Regions from separate parts of the Homo sapiens genome. Here region 1 is linked to region 2. A link is an interaction called in ENCODE POLR2A ChIA-PET data of the cell type or tissue named here. Cell type or tissue: PC-9. All regions are shown on one strand. Links, peaks and the distances in the headings refer to the core of each region. The heading gives the core; the rest is flanking DNA.

Region 1 (8,149 bases), core at 77-2,576, 57 kb after region 2:
TGTTAATGTCGTAACAATTTCTAATAAACAAAATGCCAGTTTTACCCTAATATATGTGAATAGACATAGTCTGATGTTTGAATTATAGTTATTTTGGCAGTGGCAGAGACATCTTTCAGGTTAAAAAACAAAACAAAAAAAACTGTTGGCTCTTTTCTTTTCCTATGTGACAGGTGGGGGCCTCTTTTTCATCAATTAAAAATCTGAGCCATTCCTGTCTTCCAGTGAAATATAATCTTATCCCAACACCCCTTTCTGTACTCCAAGATGAACACACATTGAAGAAGATATGGAAAAGCGCACCATGGATACTTAAGTCTTTTACTGCTTTTTTTTTCTTTTCCTTTTTTTTTTTTTGAGATAAGAGTTTCATTCTTTTGCCCAGGCTGAAGTGAAGTGGCACAATCTCAGCTTACTGCAACCTCTGCCCTTCCCAGATTCAAGCGATTCTCCTGCCTCAGCCTCCTGAGTAGCTGGAATTATAGGAGCCCACCACCATGCCCAGCTAATTTTTGTATTTTTAGTAGAGACTGGGTTTTGCCATGTTGGCCAGCCTGGTCTCAAACTCCTGACCTCAGGTGATCCACCTGCCTCAGTCTTCCAAAGCACTAGGATTAAAGGTGTGAGCCACCAGGCCTGGCCAAGTCCTTTACTGTTAAGAACAAATTCAAGAGTAAAGTGACAGCTTTTTATCAGAGTTAATGGTGTGTAATAATCTGAAGCTAGAAGAGCCCAGATTTCCTCTATGAGGAAAGTGAGATTTAGAGACCTTCCCAGGAGAGAGATTATTTGTTTAAGCCAACTTCTATCGGTAAATGTTGGTAGCGCTTACCTAGGCAGAACATCGCCGTGCCCCAGCTGCCCTTCCTTCCCTTTCCCCCAGGTCCACACTTCTGTTCTCAGAGAAGGCAGGAGCGCATCTGCTTCTCCACTGTATGTGGGGGTCAGAACCACTGTCCTCGTTTTCACCCGTGCAGCCTTTCTTAAGAGCCTGGGGGAAACTGAAAACCAACCAGACGTGGGGTGAAGGAGTGGGAGTCCAGAGGGTAAGAAAACATATCATTTGGACAAACTTAAGATTTTCAAAAACATACGCCACCAATGGTATTTTTGAAGCATATTCTAGAGGCTCTCTGTAGAAAAGGGGACCTGTTAGTCAAATGAAATTGGTAAATACTCACTGCTACAATCTATCCTCCCACTACCTCCTCTGCAGAGATTCACACACACATTAGCACACACTGAAGGTGGTGACAAATCCTGTAAATAAAAGCCCTGTTTAAATATGTTTAACCCAGCTGGAATTCCAAACATTTAGCCACAGAAACCTTTTCTGTACAACATCTAGTGACATCCTATAGAACTTGTATTCTAAAGAATATGCTGAACAAAATACTATACTAAGGCTGACAAATACTTTTCTCATTTGAAAACAAAAATTAACGAGCCAGGCAAAGTGGCTGTAGTCCTAGCTACTCAGGAGGCTGAGATGGAAGGATTCCTTGAGCACAGGAGTTTGAGGTTATAGTGTGTTATGACTACATCTGTGAATACCCACTGCACTCCAGCCTGGGCAACATAGCAAGACACTGTCTCTTTTTTTTTTCTTGAGACGGAGTTTCGCTCTTGTCATCCAGGCTGGAGTGTAATGGCATGATCTCGGCTCGCAGGAACCTCTGCTTCCTGGGTTCAAGTGATTCTCCTGCCTCAGCCTCCTGAGTAGCTAGGATTACAGGCATGCACCACCACACCCAGCTAATTTTTGTATTCTTAGTAGAGACAGGGTTTTGCCATACTGGCCAGGCTGTTCTCAAACTCCTGATCTCAAGTAATCCTCCTGCCTTGGCCTCCCAAAGTGCTGGGATTACAGGTGTGAGCCACTGTGCCCGGCTCCCATCTCTTAAAACACAAAAAGCCTTTCTAAGTCAAGGTCTAAGTTGAAATATATTATGAATAATTGTAATAAAGAATTCATTTTAGCTATAAAATGTAAACATTTCTGAGACGGGAAAAAGATTATGAAAGGGATATACTAAAAAGCTTTTGTACTTGCCTATTTCAAATTATTTTACAGAGATGTTAAAAAATGTTTTAAAAGAACATTGCCATCTTTTATAGTGTTCAAAATTACATCAAACACACACAACACTATGTGAATAGTGTTTGATGCCAGGATAAGATTTGAAGAAAATCATCAAATGTCACTCAGTAGAGACTTAGTCATTAGGTCATTAACTTGAGGGCCACAAGAAAGTGATCATCACTGCCTAATATCAACATCTTTTCTGGTGAATGTATCGTTTCTATGCATACGGAGACTCAAATAAACCTACTTGAAGATTCCTCAAGGATGTACTCCAGATAATTCTTAGAGAGGGGGAAAAGAGTACATGTAAAATTTTTCGAAAGATACTTTAGGTTACTAAGTAAAATTTAACCATAGGATATAAGTCTATTAGTGGGATTCATGATGTAATGATATGAAAAAATATTCCACATTTGTAGTTCAAAGAGATTGCAAATATATTTATATACTTAAAATGCTAAAGGACACTTAAGAATAAGAAAAGTTTGGTGCAAGATTCTCCTTCAGATTTAATAGAGATCATAGGCCTTCTTATACATCATATATATTATATATATATACATATATATTCACATTAATCATGACTTAAGTTTTATTTGTGTAGAGGAAAATCTGGTGGTAATGAGAATTAAGAGTGGCACAAGAGTGTTCAGTAAGTAGAACAAGGGGAGAAACAGGTGCAGAGTAAAAAAGGTAAGTTTTAGTACAGTCTAGAATTCCTAACTTTTGAGCTTTGCACAAAATCATGTAAACCAGGAGTTGGTCAATTATAGCCCATGGCCAAACAGGGCCTACCATATGTTTTTGTAAATAAAGTTTTGTTGGGATATAGCTTCACTCATTCATTACATATTGTCTCTGGCTGCTTTTACATAACCACAGCGTAGCTGAGTAGTTGTCACAGAGACAGGATGTCCTACAAACCTTAAAATATTTCTCTTTGGCTCTTTACAGAAAAAGTCTGCCAAATCCTGGTCTCATCAAATGCTTCTCAGACTTTAGTGTGCATACTAATCACCTGGGGGACCTTGCTCTAATGCATGTTTTGATTCAGTAAGTCGAGAGTGGAACCTGAGAGTCTGCGTTTGTAACAAGTTCCCAGATGCTGCTGATGCTGCTGGTCTGCAGGCCACTCTTGAGAAGCATTAAGTCCAGATGGCTGAGACTGCTGAACTGATTGAGAAAAGGAGAAGAACCAACTGCATAATATTCTAAAAAGTTTATTGCCTATGGTCTCAGAAAATGAAATTTTCTCTTCTTGAAGCTTAAGAATTCTCTCCTCTTTCAAGTCAAGTACAGTAATTCACTTATCCAATGGTCGCATCTCCAACCTCATCGATCTGGAGTATCGGTCCCAATTAGGAAATAAGAAGGGTACTGTAACACTCCAGAACAATAAAATAAGATTCACAATAAGGTTCATAAGCAGGAGCAAACATCAAGAAAAAGTGACGTTCTAACTTTATAGTGATATCTAAAGCAGATAAACATGTAACTTTCTTTTAAAACCACCATTAAATAAATATTCACATTTGAATATGTCAGCTTCATAATTAGGACAGCTTTTTTAATAATACAGCATGCGATGTCAGGAGCATCCTGGATTCCCCAAAAGTCAATTCACAAAACCTAGTTATTTCCTTACCTTGTGACAACAATCCAGGGAGGGAGAGTCTTCGACTGCCTCCCTCTGTTTCTTCTTCTCTGATATCCACAAGACTTGAACTTTTCTTTCCTTGCATTGATTCCTGTTTAACCTGTTCTTCCCTGCTATCTTTCAAACCTTCGGGGCCAATGGCACTACTGCCTGCCTGAGCTCCAGTTTCACAAGGGGTTGTACTATAAAAGTTCATAACTTTCTTCAGTGACAAGGCACCAGCTTCATAAGTAGCAGCCACTCTCACACCAACAGCAGATGCACAAGAGACCACCAGGCTGTTTAGGGCTGAGGTGCTTGTGGTAGGCGGGCTGTGGAGATTAGGAATTGCTTCTTCTAAAAGAGGCTAAAATATACACACATAAAAAATTATATAAAAATATAATCCCTTATGCAACAAGCAATCAATAAAAAGAAAGGCTAATATCCATCGCTATTTGCATGTAAGAATCTAAAACGACAGAAGTTCTCTTCATCTTCAACTAAAGGTATTCTCTTCTTGATCATGGAGTTAACACATTAAATGGAAATGAGTACTCAAAATACAGTTCCTTCTCCAAAGTACTTCCTTTTGTCTAGATGTTGTGTTTTTCTATGGTATTTCAAAATAAGCCTCGGCTGCTTTTATAAAATTAAACACAGTAAAAAGGGAGGGAGAAGAAAAGGCATGGAAAACACTGCCTTTAATGCCAAGTGCACTGTGACAGCCCTGGACAGAAGATTGAAAAAATGCAAATTTCATTATTGATCCCTTTCAGGAAAATTTATACAGACTACTACCTAGAAGTGGCAGGAAAAAAATTAGATTTTATGAAGAAAAAAAAAGCTTTCCCTGAAATGCTTTATAAATTGAAATTTAGATATAGCATATGGAGATGGAAAAATAAGTTATACCTGTAACCTATCATCTCCCAAATTATGCTCAACTCGAGTGCCTTTACTGGCTCATCAATGAGTTATTTTCTATGACCCAGGGGCTAGAAAAGCTGTAGGATTACCTTTGCTCTTGCTACCACAGATGGCAAATGTGGTAGGTTAATAATTAAACATTTGGAACCAGTGTTCTTAGTGTGATTCTAGAAGTGTACTAGAAAGTCAAACTAAAGTTTTCTGATATCTTAATGAAAAAATCAGTTGAAATTTACTCTAAGCTGTCAAACATCATTGTTCCCTAAAAAGGAAGGTCATTAAATGTACCTACCAAACACATAAAAAAGCTTTCAGCTCATCAGCATAGATCATATTGAAAAATTTGCTTCTTATTGTACCCAAAGATCTCAAAGGGAATATACACATTCCTTCATTTGTCCTAAACTAAAATACAAATATAATGTGTGTGTGTGCGCATGTGTGTGTGTGTGTGTGTGTGTGTTTGTTTGTATATTTTAACATTGGCATCTGACTTCCTAAAGGAAATAATTCCTGGTACCTAGCGAAGTGCCTGACATGTAAGTACTCAAAACATTTTGTTGAATTAAACGCTAAATTCAAAAGAGCTATTTCCATGCAAATTAGTCTGTAAATAGTCAATAAACAAATATACTTAATAAAACGAAAAAGAAATACAAAGCCTATTACTTCTTTGGTGATACAGCTCCCACGATAGCTTGTTCAGAAGAACTAGTGTCACTATGTCCACTTTTTGTTTACAAAGGCTCCTTACATAAGCAGTGATGGTATTTAGAGGTAACTATTTTAGGGGGTTCTTAACCACTAGGTACAGCAAAGTCACAAAACTCTACCTTATATAAACCTTGAACTACTGTTCTAACTGGCTCCTTCTACTTAATTATATTTAAAAATATAGTAATAAGCCCTCCCCTACAAAAAACATAATTAGCAATTTTGATGAAATATATAATTTTAGGAGTTCCAGTCAACCAGTAATACTTTGGTTTATTTCCCAAGTGAGAGAGTCTCAGTTATATCTCGCCAGAAGAGAAAAAACTTGCCCTAAAACAAATAAATTCCTTGTGAATTAGCTGTATGATTGAGATGTTATTTACAAAGAATAAATTAAATGTAATAGAAACACACATTTAATTTAAATAAATTAAATTTAATTCAATAGAAACACACACATTGTTACTAGCATAAGTAACAAAAACTTCCAATGTTTAACAAAGTAAGTAAAATGTGATAAGCATGTACAGTCTAAGAATTTTCTACATGCATTCTTGTTAAACTACTACTTTTGCTTTGTTCAGACTTTATAATACCTTTCTCCAAACAGCTTATCCTTGATTTTTTTAAAAATTCAAATACCCACAAGTTTCAGTGAATAGATTGTGAAATAAAGACTATTTCTAAAAATACCTTCATGTTCACATTCTGACAGAGTAAACAATAAGAATTGAGAATCAAGAGGCTATGTGGTTTCAAAAACCTAAAAAGAAACACTGCAGGACAGATCTTTTATGAGTATGATCTTTTGTTTTGTTTTCTTACAGTTTTGGTAAAGCAAAATCAAAAGGCCACACTAAGAGTAAAACACAGAAATAATCCTTTTAAAACAATTTAGTTTAAGCGGGAACTCAAACTTTACCATGTGCTACTGATAAACAACTTTTGTTCATTCTACCACAAATCTTCAAAATGAAAATAGTTTTAATAAGATATATAAAATAGGCTGGGCATGATGGCTCATGCCTGTAATCTCAACACTTTGGGAGGCTGAGGTGGGAGGATTGCTTGAGCTCAGGAGTTTGAGATGAGCCTGGGCAACAGGCTCTACTCTACTTAAAAATAAAATCAGCAGGTGTGGTGGCATGTGTATAGTCCCAGCTACTTGGAAGGCTGAAATGGGAGGATCGCTTGAACCTGGGAGATCGAGGCTGCAGTGAGCCACAATCGCATTACTGCACTCCAGCCTGGGTGACAGAGCAAGACCCCATCTCAAAAACAAACAAACAAAAAGATAAAATATTAGCCACCTCTTCAAATTAAGCCCAGTAAGGACCACAGCTATAATTGAAAAAAACTGAAACATGTAATTGCCTGTAAGTTTTAAATCTGCCTACAATTGAAGGATCTGCCACAAAACAATCTTCCCTGTTAAAGAAGGAAAAGACTTTTCTCTACAGAATTCTGAAGAGTGTTACAAACACAAGTAAGAAGAATCTTTGTGAATCTCTAGTTATATTAAACTATTCAGGGCCCACCAAAATTCAGTACTTTAGCCATAGAAAAAAAGTACTAGCAAGAAAAAAAAATGAAATGCTCCTACTTATAAAACAAGCCCAACATGACACCTTTCAATATCATAAAGGGCCAGAACAAACATAAAGAGTGATTTTGAATTAATCCAGGTTCTTTCCTTTATCTAGGCTTGCCTGATAAAACAAAATTATAATCAAACTCAAAAAATAAAAAATGCTACCAAGCCTTACTCATTTTAAAGTTTCTAAAGAAAAGCCCATACAGTTCAACTCTAGACACACTTTTATTTTATAAAATTGAGCAGGTACCTGAGATGGCACTGGCTTTTCACCATGCTCTGAGTCCTCTCTTACTGAATGATCTGACAGTTTCCGTAGGTATTCATTGACTGCTTGGGTGTCAGGGTATGATGGTATGTTTCTGGCAGAGGAAATTTCAGTTGTTCCCATGACATTTTGTTGAGAGGACATGGCATCGCTGCTTGTGATCTGAGCACTTACTGCATTCAGTTCAGTAGCAACAGACTGATCATTTGCTACAAGAGTGTTCTCAAATACTTCTTCCTGCCTGTCAAGGGTTTCAGTGGAGGGGCTGAGAGCAGTGCTGGCATGGTTTTCTGCCTGAGATTCTGTCAGTGTCACACCTAATGGGCAACAATGACTGTCTGATATAATCACATGGTCTTCTTTGTCAGTCATAGTAATCAAGAGCTGGCTGCACTGGTTGCATCGTTCTGGGACTGGCTTCAGATCCTGGGAAGGGAGGCATTGTACAAGGGCTAAGCTGTGGAAAGCACCACAGGCAACTTGAAGCACCACTCGCCCAGCAAGATGTTCTACCTTTTGCGGCTTTGTCACTGGGAAGGCAGTGGTAATGAGACCCAACTGACAACCGGTACCCCATGCCCAAATCTCTCTGCTTATTGACAATGCCAGAGTGTGCTCCTCGCCACACGCCAACTGTAAAATCCTGACTGCTAACAAAGGGCTGGCCTCAGAATCAGCAATGCTGACAGGATTTGGTTCCGGCACATACTGCTGGTTGGCTACTGCACACTGGCCAGCAGAATTCTCTCCCCACATGTACGCGACACCATTGTCTGTCACTGCTCCACTATGGAAGCTTCCTGTTGCCACAGTAATAACATATTGCCCAACCAGGGCATTTTCTAGAATGGGGCTACTTGGACAAATCTCCACTGGTCCACTTCTCCAGGGAAGAGTCCCAAAGCTGTAGACCTCACCATC
Region 2 (8,272 bases), core at 5,133-7,632:
GAATTTTAGCCAAATTAAAAAAGAATAAACTTTATTTATTCTATTTTATTTATTTATTTTGAGATGGAGTCTCTCTCTGTCACACAGGCTGGAGTGCAGTGGCTCAATCTTGGCTCACTACAACCTCTGCCTCCCAGGTTTAAGCAATTCTCGTGCCTCAGCCTCCAGAGTAGCTGAGATTACAGGTGCGTGCCACTGCATATGGCTAATTTTTTGTATTTTTAGTAGAGACAGGGTTTTGCCATGTTGGCCAGGCTGGTCTCAACCTCCTGACCTCAGGTGATCCACCAGCCTCGGCCTCCCAAAATGTTGGGATTACAGGCATGAACCATCACACTGGGCCAGAAGAAACTTTAGAATAAGAAACTTCAGGGTACCTAAACAGAACTGTAGATATTTTACTTTCTAACTTTAACAAACAAATAGGAATAACTTTTTAAAGCACTTTTATTTATCCAGGGTTGCTGCAAGGACAAACGGTTGTAGCCAGCTGATAAAGTGTTGCCAATGACCATCGTGGTGGCTGTTTTGTGATTCCAGGGGGCCTCTGGAAGAAAAAGAGCTGTGGGGAGAAAAGGAAGGGACTACCATATTCTCCTCCACCTAAGTTAATTCCTTCCTAAGCGAAGAAGTTTGTGTAGCTCTTCTCTGAGAGTTGCCTTCTAAGAACTTTTTCCAAGTTGAAATTTCCTACCAGTTGATAAATGACACCATTGGGTAAGTAGTTGCTATGATCTGAATGTGTACTTCCAAAATGCATATGTGATGATATTAAAAGGTAAGGCTAGCTGGGTGTGGTGGCTCATGCCTGTAATCCCAGCACTTTGGGAAGCTGAGCCGGACGGATCACCTGAGGTCAGGAGTTTGAGACCAGCCTGGCCAACATGGTGAAACCCCATCTCTATTAAAACTACAAAAATGAGCCAAGTGTGGTGGTGGGTGCCTGTAATCCCAGCTACTCAGGAGGCTGAGGCAGGAGAATCGCTTGAAGCTGGGAGGCGGAGGTTGCAGTGAGTTGAGATCAGGCCAGCGCATTCCAGCCTGGGCAACAGAGTGAGACTCTGTCTCAAAAAAAAAAAAAAAAAATAGGTAAGGTCTTTGGGAGCCGATAGGTCATCAGGGCTCTGCCCTCATGAATATGGAATTAATGCCCTTATACAAGAGACCCCAAGAGAGCTGGCTAGCCCCTTCCATTATGTGAGGACATAGCAAGAAGTTACCATTTAGGAACCAGAGAGGGAGCCCTCAAAAGACACTGAATCTGCTGCCGACTGGATTTTGGACTTCCTGGCCTACAGAACTGTGAGATATCAATTTCTGTTGTTTATAAACTATTCCACTATCCAGCCTGAATGGACTGAAGCTGTCATTTTCTACACACTCCCCACAACCCCTTCAGCAAGCAAAGGCTTCCGAGCAAAGAAGCACTCACCTTTAGCAGAGCCTGAAGCCACGGCGAGTGGAGGAGATCGTACAAGAGACACACTCCATTCACATCTCTGCCGTAGAACAGACTCAGCTCTTGCAGCACAAGCCTCAGGATCTGGGAGAGGCCTAGGAAAGGAAGAGAGCAGAGATGGGGTGGCAGGTGCGGGTGTAAATGTGAAAGGCAACTCAGATAGCTGGGGCATGCCATGGGGTCTCACCAGGAGTGGAAATGACACTGGATCTCAGGCCAAAAGATCTGACTTCAAGCCCTGTTCCACCTCTTACTTTGTGAACGTCACAAAGTCACATAGCTATCCGAAACCCAGTTTCTTTGCCCAAGATGAGAAGGTGCTAGCTTTGTCATAGTGTTGTTCTTAACACTGAGTAAAATAATAGATCGTGATGTGCAGATGTAAGATGTCATGAAAGGAAAATGATTGCTTTCCCCTCCCCCATCTTACCAGCCTGTCGTTTATCCCAAAATTATCTACTTGTGTTCTGTATCCTCTTTCTCTAACTCAAACATAAGAGTCATTTCATCCTCTCAAAAAATTCTTATTGAGAGTGATATTGAAAAATTCTAACTCCCAATAGATTTAATGCAAAGCTCAGTATTCTCCTGATTAAAGGGTCTCTAAACAGATTTTAGTGAATATTCTATTTTTTGACAGTATTTTCACAGTGTTGTAGTGATATTCTGAATGTGAACAACTTAAGAAGTTCTAAGTTTTACATAAAACATTGTCAGGTAAGGGAAAAAAAGGTTTTGAATCCATCATGTCCATTTATTTCCTTCCTGGCTTGAAATTTGTTCTTAAAGTTATCACTGGTAGGGCAGTAGTGCAACCAAAAATGTACAAGATCCTCATAGGGATCACAGTAAGTCTGTCAGGATTTCTGCCTATTCATTTGATCACATGTCAGAGGTGATATTACTTTCTGGTCTAGAAAAGGAGTCCTGGTGACACATACCATTCTGTGGATTGGTGGCTGTAGAAAGCTTCATGTCCTTCTTGTCTGGTGGATCTGCTCCTTTGTCTGACTGTATCATCCTCCCTGCCGGAGCTTCTGAAAGGAATTCAGGACTAGGAAGCGGGTCAATACACGGCACACAGCTCACTCAGTCCCACTGGCCACCAGCTCTCAGCACACTGGAATATATTTTCAATAGCATTTCCTCAGCAAGCCAGGCCCTGTGCTACACACTGGGATACACATCAAATGAAACACAGTCTTCCCCTGTGGTGCCTACTCTTAACCATCACCAGTGGCGTGAAAGAGAAAACGACTATTGCATAAAATGCTCCCCCTAACTCCATGTTTTAAACACATTTTTTAGCCTTTCAGAAGAATTGATTTCCTAGAAACCACACCTACCCACTTTTTAGAAGTAAATGACAAATACTATATTTATTTATCTTCCACCTCTTTACCCAGTTGACTTTACCCATCATTAGAGCTCAGAAAAGTCTTGCGTGGACCAGCTCCACTCAGGTGCCCCATTTCCTCTCATTGCACCTTATAGTTCTTCATAGAAGAACTAGCTGGTCTGGTCACAGTTGCAAGAATTATGGGTTATTACTGAGGCACACTCTTGGAATTTAGAGACAACACTGTAACGATCTGTTGTTTTGTTTTGTTTCTAGAGTGCTTTCCTGGCTCAATCCTACAATTTGTATAGAGTCTGGACAGTTTTCTTTTTCCCTTTTTTTTTTTTTTTTTTTTTTTTTGAGACAGGGTCTCACTCTGTTGCTTAGGCTGAAGTGTGGTGGCATGATCATGGCTCATGATCATGCACCCTCGACCTCTTAGGTTCAAATCATCCTGCTACCTCAGCCTCTTGAGTATCTGGGACCATAGGCATGTGCCACCACACTCGGCTAATTTTTAACTTCTTGTAGAGATGGGGTCTCACTATGTTGCCCAGGCTGGTCTCCAACTTCTGGGCAATCTTCCCACCTTGGCTTCTCTAAGCACTGGGATAATAGGTGTGAGCCATCGCACCTGGCCTAGACAGTTTTCTTAACCCTATCAGATTTAATACCAGTCTTTGAAAACTAGTTTGAAATGCTTATTTTAATGTTTATTTTTGGTATTGCTTTAGGTAGATTTAGTTTCAAGAAGTAGAAACCCAGAATAATTTTGGCTTAGCAGAGTAGTTTATATCTTGTTCGTGTGAAAGTTCAGAGACAGAGAGAATCCAGGGCTAATAGGGCAGCCTTGCTCCACGAAGTCCTCAGGGAATAGGTTCCTTCCGGCTACTGCTCTGTCACCCTAGGGTGTAGCATGGTTCTGTCTACCTGCTCCAAGATGGCAGCTGCAGCTCCAGTCATCACGCCTACATTTCGGCCAACAGGGTAGGGGAGGAAGGGATTAAGAAAACACGGGCAAAGAAAATATGCCTACTGCTCTTTAAGCAAAGTTTTCCACAAGTTGCCCTACACAGTGAAGAATCGCCTCATGCCCTGTATAGCTTTCAAATGTCCCACTGAACTATCATGTCACTGAAAAACAATAAAACCTGTAGTTATCTGAATCCAGACGCCAACTTTTCTTTACATATAAACACAAGACACTTTTGCACTGGTTTAATATACAATGGGGAGTAGGGTATTGAGGCAGGGAAGGTGAAAAAGCCAGTAATAGGTTGTCATCAAGAAGTAACCACTGTAGGCAACTAGAGCTTAATCCCACGGGGGAACAGGGGCCAAGGGAGTGAGAGTATTTACACACCAATGGCAACATGAGGGTTTTTATACACCAATGGCAACCTTGGTATATAAATACCCTCACTCTCTTGGCCCCTGTTAGAGCCAACAGGTTAAGAGCTCTTCCCAGAGAGCATTATTTCTGACTCTTCCAGCATGCAACATGTATACCTTCGGATAGGAAGTGGAGGGGCTAGCAGCTGGAGTGGGCTCAGAGTGCACCAAAATGGTAACAACCAAGGGGTATGCGGTGGGGGTAGGGACCAACAACATTGTTATAGTAGGACAATAAAGAATACATTAAGGTTTTTGTTATAAAAGGAACACTTCAAATTAGTTGTTAAAGACTGGAGTATTGACTCTGATAGGGTTGAGAACCACTGTCTAGAATCTAGACTGATTGTGGGTTGAAGCCAGGAAGGCTATCTAAAAGAAGAAAAGATCATTATTATTTTGACTCTAAATTCTAAGGCAGTGAGAAGAGCAACACAGAAAGCTGTTACAGCATTTTAGACAACTTTCCCCTACACATTCCTTTCCAAACACCCTGAAGTCTTCCGGTTTGCTAGGTTCTACCAAAGCTTGACATCGTTATGCTTTTGACTTGCCCTCCATCACCTACCTTGCCCACTTGTAATTGAGTCAGATTAAACAATGCGTTTTCCTGTGTTCTGTGTTGTTTTTGACTCTATTGAATCATTTAGCATCACAGCTGCATATCTGACTCATCTTCCTCCCTGGAGGGGAGCACTTCCAGGGTAGAAAATTGAAAAGGGAGATGGAGTGCCTGCTAGAGAGCAGACAAAAGTCAGAGCAGACAGATGAGGCTGACACTCAGGCTGACTCTTAAAATTGGTTCCCCTCCAGCACCTCACAAATCACACGTCCTTGGCAAAGCAGTGCAGATTAAACAAGCCAACTGTTGTTTGCACGTCATGAGGTGGACCACATTTCTGCCATATTTAATGCCCGAATGACTGTGCTGAGCTAGGCCTACCCATTCAGCAGTTGGGGGCACACACTAGAGACTACATATTTCTGAGATGAATTTATTGTGAGGGAGCTTTACAGATAGACTGTGCTTCACAGATAGGCGGTGGTTTCTTGAGTGAATGCAATGGTTAAAATAGCTTCTAATAAATCTAGAGCCAACTTCAGGGCTACCTAGATAACTAATTCATACATTCTAAAAGGCTCGTTTTGACCCAAAGTTTCTCAGCCATAGAGGCAAAAACAATAATTACAGTAATCTACAACTTATGCAAATTCTAAAAACTGTGCTTGGCTCCTCATCTTCAGGTTCCTATGACAAATTTATGGTGGACTGAATGTTGTGTCCCCACCCCCAATTCAGATGTTGAAGCCCTAATCCCCATTGTTGATGGCATTTGAAGATGGGGCCTTTGGGAGGTAACTGGGTTAAGGTCATGAGGTAGAGGCCTCAAGATGTCATTAGCGTCTGGGTAAGAGCCATCAGAGTTCATGTGTTCTCTCTCTCCCTGCCAGATGATGGCACAGTGAAAACGCGGCCATCTGAAAGCCAGGAAGAGAACCCTCGCAAGAACCCAACCATGCTGGCATCCCAATCTTCAACTTCCAGCCTCCAGAACTGTATGAGAAAATACATTTCTGTTGTTTAAGCCACTGTCTATGGTACTTTGTTATGACAGCCAAAGCTAAGACAAAACTCATAGAAAAAAACTTCCAGAAAATGATTTTCCCTCCCTCCAGGTAGCTAAGAAAACAGTTGCAACTTCTTGCCCTCATAGCACTTCTCATTTTCCCAGTTCTTGTATCCACTGGCTTGCTCAGTGTCTGTCTCCCGCAGGTGTCATGTCTGCAGAGGGCCTGGGGAGCAGAGATGTTGCTTATCTTGTTCATGCTGCAGCTTCACCTGCAACAGTGCTTGGGCCATAGCAAGCACTTGGTATGTTCAGTTGTTGTTGGGAAGGGGTAGAACAAGGAGAGGCCAAGATCCAGAAGTAAAAGGCTGATACCTCCCTCAAGGCAGTAGCCAGCAGCTGGGACTTCAATCCTAATGGGGGAGGCAGCTGAACTCCAGAGGCCTGTGCCCTCCCTTCCTTTCCTCCCTGGCCTGGTATCCTGACTTAAACCTCTTTCCCTATCAAACTTTAAAACTGGGGGCAGAAGCGGATCTTAGAGATAATCAAATGCAAAACCTTTGTTTTACAGATAAGGAATCTGACATTCAAGGAGGTATTCAGTAGAGTTAACATGTAGTAAAATCGAGTTTTCCTCTTTTGTTTCCTTAGTCCTGAAAGATGCTGATGCCTGGCATGATGCCTGGCAAAAGACTTACCTTCCTTTCCATGACTTCTGTACCAAATTTGTCAGTTGAAGCTTATCTATTTCTGCTATCTTGAGAGTGAGAATTCTTGATTGAGACTGCAAATAAGTAAGCACCCACCACATGCAATTCCGGACTGAGTACACAGAAAGGATAGCCAGTTCTTGACTCAGAAGATGCATTAGTGTGACTGATGCCTAAGGAATTTGTCCTAAATCTTGTTTTAAAAGTATTTCCATTAGCTTTTTAAAACGTACTATTAAATGCCACAACCCCCTACCCTTACTATGCTTGTTTTTCAAAATAGTGCTTTTTACTAGACAAACCCTAAAAAAGCACTTGGAAACTTAATGATGAGAAATGGCCCTTACAAAAATAGCTGGCTTCCTCTGGGTCCAAATGCTGTTGATTAGGACCAGGGCAAATGCCCATTGTACTCAATCTTCCTGACAACTCATTATTCCATACTGAAGAAATGGCTTCTCGAAGCAAAACCTGCTCTTTCAAGATCATAAAATTCCCCATATCATTTGAGTTAAAATGAAACTAAGCCATTTGAGTTAGATTACCCAGATTTATATCTTTAGCTATTAAAAACTGACAGGCAAGCTAGGCAGTTATGGATACATCTTCTGGTAACTGAGGATTATTTGCCAAGGTCTCTTACCTGCAAGACTGTAAACATGCATGTTGCTCCTATCCAGACAAAAGCTTTAGTAGGATACTAGTGGCCTGTTAGCTGCCAAAGTCACCTCACTGCTCCCGATAAAATCTCTGCACATCCTCTTTGATGTAATCCACAGATGCCTAACCCAGCCTAACAACTAAATTACTCACAAGCCTTTCCTGCCACAAATCTTCTTAAGTATTCCTTGAAGTCTAATTTGTATCATTTTCAAACCTACATTCTAGTATTTTCTCTCAAATTGCCAACACATAGTTAACGGCAGAAAAACATAGTATTTTTGTTGATTAGTTCAAGATGACAGACATTCCACAACAGAAGATAGCATTTTTAATGAAAGAAAAAAATGTGGCAGGACCGGAAATAAGCCAATAACCTACTAACCTTATTAAATCTCTCATGTTATGGTGAGAAAACAACTGAAGACTGTTCAGCTAATAATAGAAACCCATCAAAAACAGTACCTTCTGGTCAATCCCCTCCCAAGCCACTGTTCTGAACCTAACAAATAGTGCTTTCTGTCTCAGATAGGAGCTACTTCTTTATCTGAAAACTTAATACTGCAGGGAGTGCTCAGTGGGGAGAGCATTTGGAAGGGGATATTGCAGAAAGGAGAGGAAGGTATTGCTGACAGCAAGGCAAAAGGTAGAGACCAAATGGCAATTATCAGAGGGTCCTCAGCCCTTCTACCCATATTAATCACATGGCTTTCCTTATCTCTCCATCATAGATGAAAACACAAGTTGGGAATGTGATACATTTGTGTTTTGAGTACAGCATATTTTGTGAAAAGCACTTGATTTCAATAAGATTTTCATTTTTAACTCACTTTTAAGAACTTTCAATACATAACCAGCTATGAAATGACATCTCTGGCAGCTGTAGTAGCAAAAAGCACTGGACTTCTAGGGAAGTAGGGAGTAGGGAAGTTCTAGGCTGGAGTCCCAGCTCTGGCAGTGAGCAAATCTTGGTCACTGCTTGTCTGAAAAATGGGGGGAAATGGGGATAACACCTGCATCCTTGGGCTGCTGTAAGCATTCATTACGCATGTGAATGACCATTGTAAACTGCTGCAGGAGTGCCAAGGACTTCTATTTACAAACATTGGCCTGGAGATTTAGGGTTTTTCTTCCAATACACTTC

The links. ChIA-PET counts read pairs that join two places held together with the same protein. Peaks named below come from ENCODE experiments on the same cell type or tissue, not always from the same donor. Only the 100,000 strongest peaks of a DNase experiment are listed, where the experiment ranks them.
Region 1: POLR2A ChIA-PET joins it to region 2 with 9 read pairs; 4 of 35 experiments call an interaction of 5 or more read pairs at or near these places.

The regions. Positions count from the first base shown.
Region 1 is chr2:201,753,671-201,761,819 of GRCh38, forward strand. It overlaps ALS2 (alsin Rho guanine nucleotide exchange factor ALS2), which reads right to left. Exons shown (of 34, transcript NM_020919.4): 4 at 7,211-8,148; 5 at 3,732-4,089; 6 at 833-1,001. Among named protein-coding and RNA genes, the nearest start is that of ALS2, 23 kb to the right of the region's middle. In PC-9, for the core only: no CTCF peak of the experiment used is centred there; no DNase peak of the experiment used is centred there.
Region 2 is chr2:201,691,476-201,699,747 of GRCh38, forward strand. It overlaps MPP4 (MAGUK p55 scaffold protein 4), which reads right to left and starts at 7,169. Exons shown (of 22, transcript NM_033066.3): 1 at 7,112-7,169; 2 at 2,401-2,579; 3 at 1,433-1,554. The coding sequence starts at 2,479. RefSeq lists an enhancer at 7,799-8,272. In PC-9, for the core only: no CTCF peak of the experiment used is centred there; DNase peaks (open chromatin) are centred at 6,556 and 7,246; H3K27ac peaks cover 715 bases.